Linked DNA regions of Mus musculus: region 1 is linked to region 2. A link is a contact called in ENCODE Hi-C or POLR2A ChIA-PET data. All regions are on one chromosome and are shown on one strand. The core of a region is the stretch at or near the end of the contact, and the rest is flanking DNA. Distances in the headings are between cores, read along the strand shown.

Evidence for each region. A loop is a pair of places that touch in the nucleus more often than their neighbours do. ChIA-PET counts read pairs that join two places held with the same protein, here RNA polymerase II (POLR2A).
Region 1: a map of left cerebral cortex shows a loop between it and region 2 (2.5-fold over the local background). The contact joins the promoter of Elapor2 here to the promoter of Crot in region 2. A Hi-C loop is called at or near these places in 1 of 37 maps with a recorded cell type or tissue (left cerebral cortex). POLR2A ChIA-PET finds 5 or more read pairs at or near these places in 1 of 5 experiments (embryonic stem cell).

What each region holds. Positions count from the first base shown.
Region 1 is chr5:9,262,316-9,267,571 of GRCm38, reverse strand. It overlaps Elapor2 (endosome-lysosome associated apoptosis and autophagy regulator family member 2), which reads right to left and starts at 1,454. Exons shown (of 22, transcript NM_172706.4): 1 at 1,116-1,454. The coding sequence starts at 1,301.
Region 2 is chr5:8,995,524-9,000,051 of GRCm38, reverse strand. It overlaps Crot (carnitine O-octanoyltransferase), which reads left to right and starts at 2,906. Exons shown (of 18, transcript NM_023733.3): 1 at 2,906-2,948; 2 at 3,505-3,600.

The DNA.
Region 1 (5,256 bases), core at 205-2,704, 270 kb before region 2:
CATTGTGGGCTGCCCTGGGGCATGTATTGTAAGAGAAGAAGATGAAAACCCAGGGATGATGGATGGTGTCTAAAAGGAGGATACTCTCATTCCGAAGTGGTTCCAGCAAGCACAGAAACAGAATCTTGCCGTTCTTCTCAAAAGAAGCTAATGGCTAACCTATTTTTGCTGGATACCTATAAAGAACCTGTCACCCTGATTCCTAGCAATCTTCCTTAAAACAGCGTGTGTGCCTCACCTCTTCTCCAACAGAATCACTCAAAGTAGGTCAGAAATGTTACTTCCTTCCCCTCATTGATTTTCATTAAAAGAAGGCACTTTCTGGAGCATGAAAGGCAAAGGTAAACACACAAAGCAACTTCCAGTGACACCCTCTAGAAATTGTTGGCACAGTAAGTCTCGTTTTTCCCAAAAGCAGGAGAAAGATCTAATCACCCAGAATGTACCCTTCTTGGCTATAAAGCAGCAGTGATCTTAAACTGTAAAGTACTCAGCTACAGGACTTCAACCAGGTGAAGAACCTCCCCAAAGGAACATATTTGCTTTGCCCATTCTAATTTTCTACATCACCAACCCGCCTCTTTCCTAAGTACTTTCTTCTCTGCCTTCTTCACATCCATGTCTTGCCAGAATGTCAAGAGACCACACTGTTCTGTATTTGAAAGCTGAGAGCTTGAGAATTGGATGAAAGCATTTGTGGAGACTGGGGAGCAGAGAAATCAGGAGAGGGAGGGTGAGTATCTAGGTCTCTCAAAAGCTATAAAGCCTTAGTTTTCTAAATCCTATGGGGCAGGGCTTCCCCAGTCTCCTCCCCTTCCTGAAATTTCTTTCTCAAACCCAGGTCCTGAGACCTGGCTCTCCAAAGGGGGCGCAGCAAAGTCCTTCAGAAACCCCCAAACACCAGCACGGAGAGAAATACACCACCAGAAAGACAGAAAGCCTCTACACCCGCTCCTAGCCAGCTAGCAGGGGCGAGCAACTTCATCCCTGGGCAAAACGAACGCCCCTGTCCTCCAAACCCGAAAAAGGTGATGGTCACTCTGAGCCCAGGTCCCCGAGATCGCCCCACCCCACACCCCGCCTCAAACTCCAAGTGGGGACCCGGTGCTGCTCACCTCTTGGCACGCAGGAAGCGGGCGGCCAGAGGAGGACGAGTCTCCAGCCCAAACTGCCTGGCAGCCTGCGAGCGCCCAGCAGCAAATCCAGGCGGGGCTCCAGGGCAGCGAGAGCGCGCGGCGGGGACCCCCGGCCGGTCGCCCCCGATCCCTGCCTTTCGCCCGCCGCAGGGTGAGCAGCAGCATCCCGGCACTGAATGGACTCCGGCGAGGAGTCTGGGAAGCGAGGACCGTGCTCTTGCCTCCTCTGGGCTCAGCTCAACTGGGCTGATCTGCACGCTTACAGCTCGGCCGCTCGCAGCGCGGGCAGCCGGCGCCCGAGCTCCCGTCACGCCAGAGGGAGGGACCGTGGGACGCGGGCGCGGCGCGGGGGCGGGACGTGGGGCGGGGACGCGGGAGCCGGGAGCAGGTGGCGCGGGCTGCGGCTGAGGCCCAGCCCAGCACGCGTGGAGCGGTGGCGCTGCCAACCGCGCAGGAGCCTTGTGACAAGATTGAGGGATTCAGAGAGACCAGAGACTCCGGAGTGTCGCTCCTCTCTAGACCCCTGTCGACACCCTAGGGATATCTCTTATAAGGATCCACGCCTCAGAATGAATTTCTACAAGATTAGGGTTTGCTGAAATGGCAGAGAGGAAAGAGGCCTGAGGTTTGTAGTATTGAGCTCGGTTATCTCATCTATTTAATGAAAATGATAACAGTAGCCACCACGTGAGGTCGCCATGCGGGTTAATTAAGTTGATGTGCACAAAGCTCTTGGAAGGGTGCCTGCCTCACAGTAGATGGGAAAAAAGTGGTGGTACCAAACCTACTTCCTGCTGATTTAGGTATTATTTCATACAGATGTGTAGCTTTTGGCGAACAAACCTTTTTGCTTCTGGGAAAGCATTTATCCTGTACAAAAGCTGCAGTGGTGGTCTATTTTATGTGACCCACACGCACACACTAGGCAGTGAAGGGTGATATGTCAATGGGAGGAGCTCAAGGATCCTCTGACCCAACTGACACACTAAATATAAATGGACCTGAATATGTCTGCAGCAGCTACGTTCACTCAAATATATATACATTTCCTTTCGGTTTTCTTCCACTTACAGTTTAGGAGTAGCCAAACAGGTAGGTGGCTCTGTTATCGCTTCGGTTTTTATTTCCTTTGTTTGTTTTTTTATTCTTTAATCCACCAAGAATTTATGTGAGCCAAATTTATATTATCTTTGTCAACAATTAACCATATGTCTATGAATTAAAAACACTTTCTTTATTAAAACAAAGCCCATTTTATTCAACATAAGTAGATTAAAGTACAGATTTGCCTAAATAGCATTCTTTGTAACTCTCAATTAATAATTTCCTCTTAAAGGATTAAACAGCTTAGAGTTACTAAGTATACATTGCTTTTCTTTTGTGCAGGGTACATCAGAGGTGAACTTCAGTAACACACAACAGTCACAGAACTACATCAACAGCACCACAGCTACAGGCATACGTTCTACATAGATTTTTCTTCTTGCAAGTAAACCAGATTGCAATATTAAATGACCAAAAAATTTAAATCCTCTAAGCACAAAAATGTTAGTAAGTATGAATTCAAGTAGCGAATGTTTGAAACATAAATTTTATGTAAGCGGAATGAAATATTATAAAAGTGTTTCTATATGAACCTCGGAATGAGAACAATTCTAGAAAATGTGCGTGTGGATTATGCACTCCGGAACACGGATATTCTTGAAAACAATTTGACAGCATACTAAAATATTTTTACTCAGTCAGGGAACATGATGGAAGAGGAGACCAAACAAATATAAGAGCCAGAAGGAAGATAAAGAGGAGGGCTGCCTCAGGCTATCTCTAAGTACCACATAGCCTTCACAGTCCTGAATTCACATCAGCCACGCCCAGTGCACTGGGCTGTTAACAGGAAATCATGGGTCCCAGGGGACTGTAGCTCTCCTTCATGAACTATTGACTACTGATGAATTCTGGAGGAGGGACAGTTATTGCGTTCACTTGTGTCCCCAGAAGTGAGCCCACCAGGTGAATGTGTGAGCTACCAACCCACATTCACACAGATGTCCCTGGTTATGCTCAGGTGGTGACAAGACAGAACAAAAAAGCAAGCATTGAGTGTAGAAAGGGACCTGTCCGGGAAAACAGGAATGGGAGGAAGATAAGGGAGGGAAAAGTGGGAGGCACCACAGCACATTATAAACATATTTGAAATTGCCAAAGAATAAACTTAATTAGAGTTATCAAAGTATGAGTACGCCTTTAGCTTTTTAAATTTTTATTTAATTTTTTCATACACTATATATTGATATTTTTCCCTTCCCTAACTCCTTCCAGATCCTCCCCACCTCACTACCCACCCAACTTCATGTTCTTTCTGTCTTTCTGGTCATTTTTAATTCTAGCCATCTAAGAACTAGTGATTAAGGAGAGCAAGATTTTACATTCACTGTTGTTTAATTAAAAATTAAATAGCCTAAGTGCCCCCAAAAGGGGGATAGTTAAGTAAGTTATGCTCCTTCCTGTGGTAAAACTATACTGATATTAAAGTTGTATTTTCAGAGAATACTAAGAGACTTAAGGAAGTGCAATGATACTTTATCAATGTTTAAAACCTGGAGACTCACCTTAAGTAGCTGGTCTCCAGGTGTGGCAGGAGAGAGTAGGGTGTGCAGTTGGGGTGGGTTTATTGAAGAAGCCTGGTTAAAACAAAACCAAAGCTGTTGGCAGAGGTTTTCTAATAAACTAATAGCAAGACAGCTGTTTGCTTTCCTTTCTTCTTCTTTTTTTTTTACAGTATTTGTTTTCACATTCTCCATAATTATTGTAGTCTTATTATAGCCATTATGTATCATTTGCATTCTCTGTGTTCTTTTTTTGTCAAACAATTCAGCCATGGGAGAGGGATCAAATGCGCACATAAAAATGTCAAGACCAACACTTCATCAATGTTATTTGTAAAACAAAAAAAAAAAAGGTAAATGAAACTTAAATATCTAAAACTAAGGGAAAATGAAACAAATAATGTTATATGTAAAAGAAACTCTTTATACAAATTAAGTTTAGTGGAATTTGAGGGATGTAAATATTCATGAACCAAATAGCACCATAAACCAGAGAGCTCCACCTCACAGCATCAGAGAGACTTCATTTGGAGACTATGACATAGAGGAATAACCTAATTGCAAACACTGTATCCTCAGCCCTTTTACAGGGATAACTTATCAAAAACACATAAGCTATGAATTCATTGGTATAAATATCATGTCAAAATGACCCATTTTCCATAATATGCCAATATTCTGATTGGTTTCTGTTGCATATAGTTGTACTAATGCTGTGTAGCTGTAAAACTCAAAGAGAGAGAGAGAGAGAGAGAGAGAGAGAGAGAGAGAGAGAGAGAGAGAGGAGAGAGAGAGAAGAGAGAAGAGAGAGGAGAGAGAGGAGAGAGAGAGAGGAGAGAGAGAAAGAGGAGAGAGAGAGAGAGAAAGCGAGTGTAGAGAGAGAGGAGAGAGAGGAGAGAGAGGAGAGAGAGGAGAGAGGGGAGAGAGAGAGAGGAGAGAGAGAGAGAGAGAGAGAGAGAGAGAGAGAGAGAGAGAGAGAGAGAGAAAGCGAGTGTAATTGGTCACAGCATTTGCCAAATTTAGCTTACAACCTGTGATTGGCTGGAAAGGCAGCCAATCTCAGATAGCTGTTAAAAGAATATGCTCTTCAGTTAGATCACAGTTCCCTGTTACACTAACTTGGGTTGAAGTCAGCTGCAGGTGGAGGCACCTTCAACATAATCTCATTTGACATGTTTATGGCATTTTACCCAACTACAAAGAAAGGTACCTGACACAGGAAACACTTGGGAACTTTTTCCACTCAGTGAGGAAGACAATCATGCAAAGCAATTGTTATGTGCAGGATATTTTATGTATTAAATTTATTTATCAATATATTTTATGTATTAAAACACGGGCAGATTTCATTTAATTAAAAGGAGTGAAAAATTAGGAGGGCATATAAAGAGGGCTTCACCTGAACTCCTAATTTTGTGCAGGGGGTGCGTGCATGCGCACACTCACAAGTGTGTGTGTGTGTATGTGTGTGTGTGTGTGTGTGTGTGTGTGTGTGTGTGAGTGTGCCTACATAA
Region 2 (4,528 bases), core at 1,657-4,156:
TTAGAAGCAAGTTGGTGAATTCTCCTGACAAGTGGAGATTCTCCAGATACTTAGAAGTTACACTCATATAGGAATTTATCAAGGCCTAGGAGATAGGGGGGTTGTGATATTGCATTATTCATGAGGCCTGCCAAGAGCAGAACCCCCTGGTGCTAGCCTTCACAAGGCTCAAAGCTATAGCACTAGAGTGTGAAATCCTTGCCTGTCACTAAGCTGACCCTAGGCAGGACTGCTTTATCTTTACTGTAAACATTAACCTGGTTCCTGTAAATCCTTTTGAAATCATTCCTTTGTTTTGTACCTGGTAACTTCAGTGTACCTTGCCTGCTGTGACTTCCGGACCCCTTGTACTATATAAGATTGGTGTTCACTTTGTGACAATACATTCAGATTCTACACAATCTCATGTGTTGGTCTGTCTGTCACCCTCTAACGCTTTGTCCATCTGCCCCAGAGACCCGTTCCATGCAGACAAAGGGACTTAGAGGGTCTGCGGCAGTCTGTAAAAGTCTTCCTTTTAATTTGGTAGTGTATGGAGAAAGAGCTACACTGAATGGACTCTAGCCAGCCCGAGCATGTCACACATGGCTCTGGTAGGCATTGCCTTTCTCCCTGATTCCCACTGTCTTGCTGGAAACTATTAGATTTTATTCCTATAACTAGCCAACAAGGTCTATTCCCTTATTTGGTCATTTCCCTCTCCTGAGGCGGACTACCAAAGTCTAGTTATCAAAGTATTGCGGTTCAGCTATCAACCCTCCGCTCCTTTGACTGACCTAATCTGTCTAATGAAAGTCAACACCTCATCCTAGCTCAGGGCTTGCCCTTGACTTGACACTGTCATTTGCCTATGTGCCACATCTGCCTCCTCTCTAGCCAGAGGTAGCCCCTTGCCCTGGGGTCCTGGGTCCATATGGATCCCTTCATACACATAAATGAATGATTTTTTAAAGATTTATTTATTTTATGTATATGAGTACACTGTACAGATGGTTGTGAGCCTTCATGTGGCTGTTGCGAATTGAATTTTTAGACCTCTGCTCACTCCGGTTGGATACTCCAGAAGAGGGAGTCAGATCTCATTATGGGTGGTTGTGAGCCAGCATGTAGTTGTTGGGATTTGAACTCAGGTCCTCTGGAAGAGCAGTTGGTGCTCTTACCTGCTGAGCCATCTCTCCAGCCCGAATGATTTTTTATATAACTTTAATAGTCAATTTTAAGACTTGGGACAAGTTGTTGCTATAAGACATACTCCAAAAGCTTGCAATATCTTCCTCAGCCATCAAGATCTGTCTATCCTGAGCTAAGAAATACAAGCTTGTTCAAATTTAATCTGAGTGCTACCGATTTTAAATTTGACATTAAAATATCTATTATACATTTGGTAGAAAACATTTTCAGGACTCTGCTTAATTACAGTTTTACAGAGATGGTCATTTTTCTCACATTCTCCAGGTTCTACTGATTTTTTTCAGTCCCGAGGTTGTTTTCTTTTTATGAGAAGCCAAGATCTTCATGGAGACACCGTTTCTGCTTAACAAAACCAGGAAGAAGAGAAACTTGCAGCAGGGCTTGAATGTAGCTCAGTGTTAAAGACCCTGCATAAAGGCCTGGTTTGGTGAGATTACCAAACTCACAAAAACAGTGAAGGTGAGTGACCCTAAATTCTTTGCCACCAGCAAACATTCAATATGCGTAAACTTCTAAAGAGGTGCCAAAATTTTTTTTACTAAAAAAAAAAAAAAAAAAAAAAAAAAAAGACAATGAAGGTTTCTGAGAAATCCAGTCAGTCTAAGAATTCTATTTTCGAAGCATAATATAATATCCGGAACGGAACACTTACATACTATGAGGGGGAAAAGTTCTTTAACACAGTCACTTTGACAAGCTTAGAGAGATTATCCAGCTTGATTATGTAATACCTCCAGCAACGCTGTGCAGTCATGAAACATATTAGTAATTCTGCGGGAAACTCAAAAGGATTTCGGAAAGACAGCAGCTTTTAATATACTAATTTGAAATGAAGTCATTAAACTGTTGAATAACTTAACTATGCAGGAGCAGGTAAAATATTTTTCCTTCCACGAAAACAAAACAGAAGTACAAATAAAAAGTGTATATAAGTTTAAAATTGTATCAATTTATTTCAGGAGGTAAATGAAAAAAAGGGCATTGACCTGTGAAACTAAAAATACCTCATAGTCTTCCTCTAGGACGTGCTAGCTTTTTAAAAACGCAACTTCTTGGATGATAAAAATATTCAGGCAAGGCCAAAGCTTGAAGCTTGACCATCGCTAGAGACTGCAAGGGCTTGCCCTAGATGGCTGGGAGTTGGCCAAATCTTAAGTCTCAAAGAGGCGACGAGGCCAAACCGGATCCATTCGCCTGCTATTCTCTTGCCAGCACACAGGGTAGACAAAATAAAATGTCTCAGTATAAATTCTTAAATTTATATCTAAAGTAGTATAAATGCTTGCCTGGGCCATGCAAAGGAGGCTGGCACAAAGAAGGGGGAGCGACTGGGAAGAAAGAACACAGCGCCAAGCCCCTAAGAGTTCGGCGAAAAGCAGGCTGAGCCGTGGGCCTCCTTACGCAGCCACAGGGCTGTGCCCGAGAGTGGGTAGATCTCTGGACGGAGGCCAATCTCCCGCAGCATCCGGAAGGAAGCTGCTGTAGCGGGGACTGCAGGGCGCTTATCTGACTTTCTGCTGCGTTCCCGGGGTCTGCAGCCTAGGACGCCACCAGAGCCCGAGAACCCGGCGGGGGCGGGACCAGCAAGCCTCGACAGCCCACCCCTTCCAGCGCGGGGTGGGACCCTCGCGGCTTCCCGTCCAATCCCGTTCCCCGACGCGCACAGGGCGGGACCCTCGCGGTTTTCCGTTCTGGTCCGGCCTCAGGACAGCCCAGAGCCTGCAGGCCGACGCAGAGGGACAAGAGGGGCGCGGGAGGTGAGGATTCTGGGGCCGGCTGCTCGCTCTCCTTCCCCTCCCACATGGCGAGGGGGTCGAAGGGTATTGCAGTAGCAGGAAGCCGAGCTGAGTGCAGTCGGGCTGTGCGCCCAGGCGCCCCGTCTGGCGCGGGCGTGGTGCCCCCCCCCCCCCCCGAGCATCTTGCCCTTCTGGTTTGGGGTGTCCTCTCTCAGTTGCACCGGCCTCGCTAGAGTGCTAGAGTGCTAGAGTGCTTGATCGATTGGTTGGTTTTGCGTGTGCATGTTTCTTGGTTTTTCTCCCCTTGTCCTTATCCTCGGTGAGAAGCTGCCCTTGTTTTGGTGGGAGGAGTTTCTGAACTTTATTGCTTTCTGCTTCTGCTGCAACCTCCCCGCGGGCACCGGAAGGTTCCCTGTGCCCCTTGGGTCCATCTGATAGGCTGCTTGGAACATAGCTAGCTCTGTAGTGATATAAATCTCATGTCTAGCAGATGTCCGTTCTCTGTATTTCCAGCTTCTGTCACTATCCTCTTCTCCTTTCCTGATCTTTACTTGAGTGTATTTCTTCCTTTCCACAGTCACCAGGCTTGGCCAGTTCGGGTTCCCTGTGGTTTCCTTTCCGAATTGTTCAAGCAGGCTCCTGGAGGTCCTGAGCACTTCTTCGTGGTTTACTGGTATGTGACCCTATTTGTTTACTTCCTGGTTCTATTTTCCCACCTCTCTCGCGTTCACATCACCTTGCTTTCAGAAAGTCCACTGTCATCGTTTTCTTAATTTTATTGGAATCGTTTAACTAGTTTTATATGGTTGAAAACTTAAGACAACTCTTAAAGAATCTGTAGTCGGCTTAACCTTGCAGGGGCTAAGCACTGCAGCAGGCATAAAATTAGTACTCTGGTCTTCTTTGTGGGATCTGTTAAATGACAAGGAAGTGTAATGAGATCAGCTTGCCCGGCATGCTTGCATTAGTTTCCTATTGCTGTTACAGCAGACAGTGACATGTTTAGCGGTTAAAGGAACACAGACTTTGAGTTTCTGAAGATCTGAAGTCCGAGCAAGCTTAGCTGCTTACCCTGCATGGACGCACAAAAGGAGAGACCAGGGTTTCTGTTATGAGTTACTTTCTGAAGTTTTAGGGGGAGACTCCCTTTTCAGGTTCATTCGAGTTGGCAGAGTCTAACCCCTGTTCACTTGCATTAGGATTAATCCCATTTCCTGCAAGTCCTGTTTGTCTCTGAGTTCGTTAAGGACATGGATGTAGACACAGATCATTAAAGACATAGATGTAGACACAGAGGTGTGGCAGTATCTCTGCTCAAGCACTCAAATGATTAGGTTAGGTCCTCTCTATTTTAAGCCTTTTTTTTTTTTTTTTTTTTTTTGTAGGTGAAACCCAGTTGCAACCATAGGAGTAATGATGTTCTATCATAATGACAAGTTCTGGGGACTAAAAAGAGTAGGTAGGAGTTAGGTCATCATAACAATTCTGCCCATTATAGTCCATAATATAGTTGTTTCAGGATGAGTTGTTTTTATGGCATTAAAAAGTCTGATGACTAATTATATGGTTATACATGCCAAGATAAAGAGATTCAATTAAAG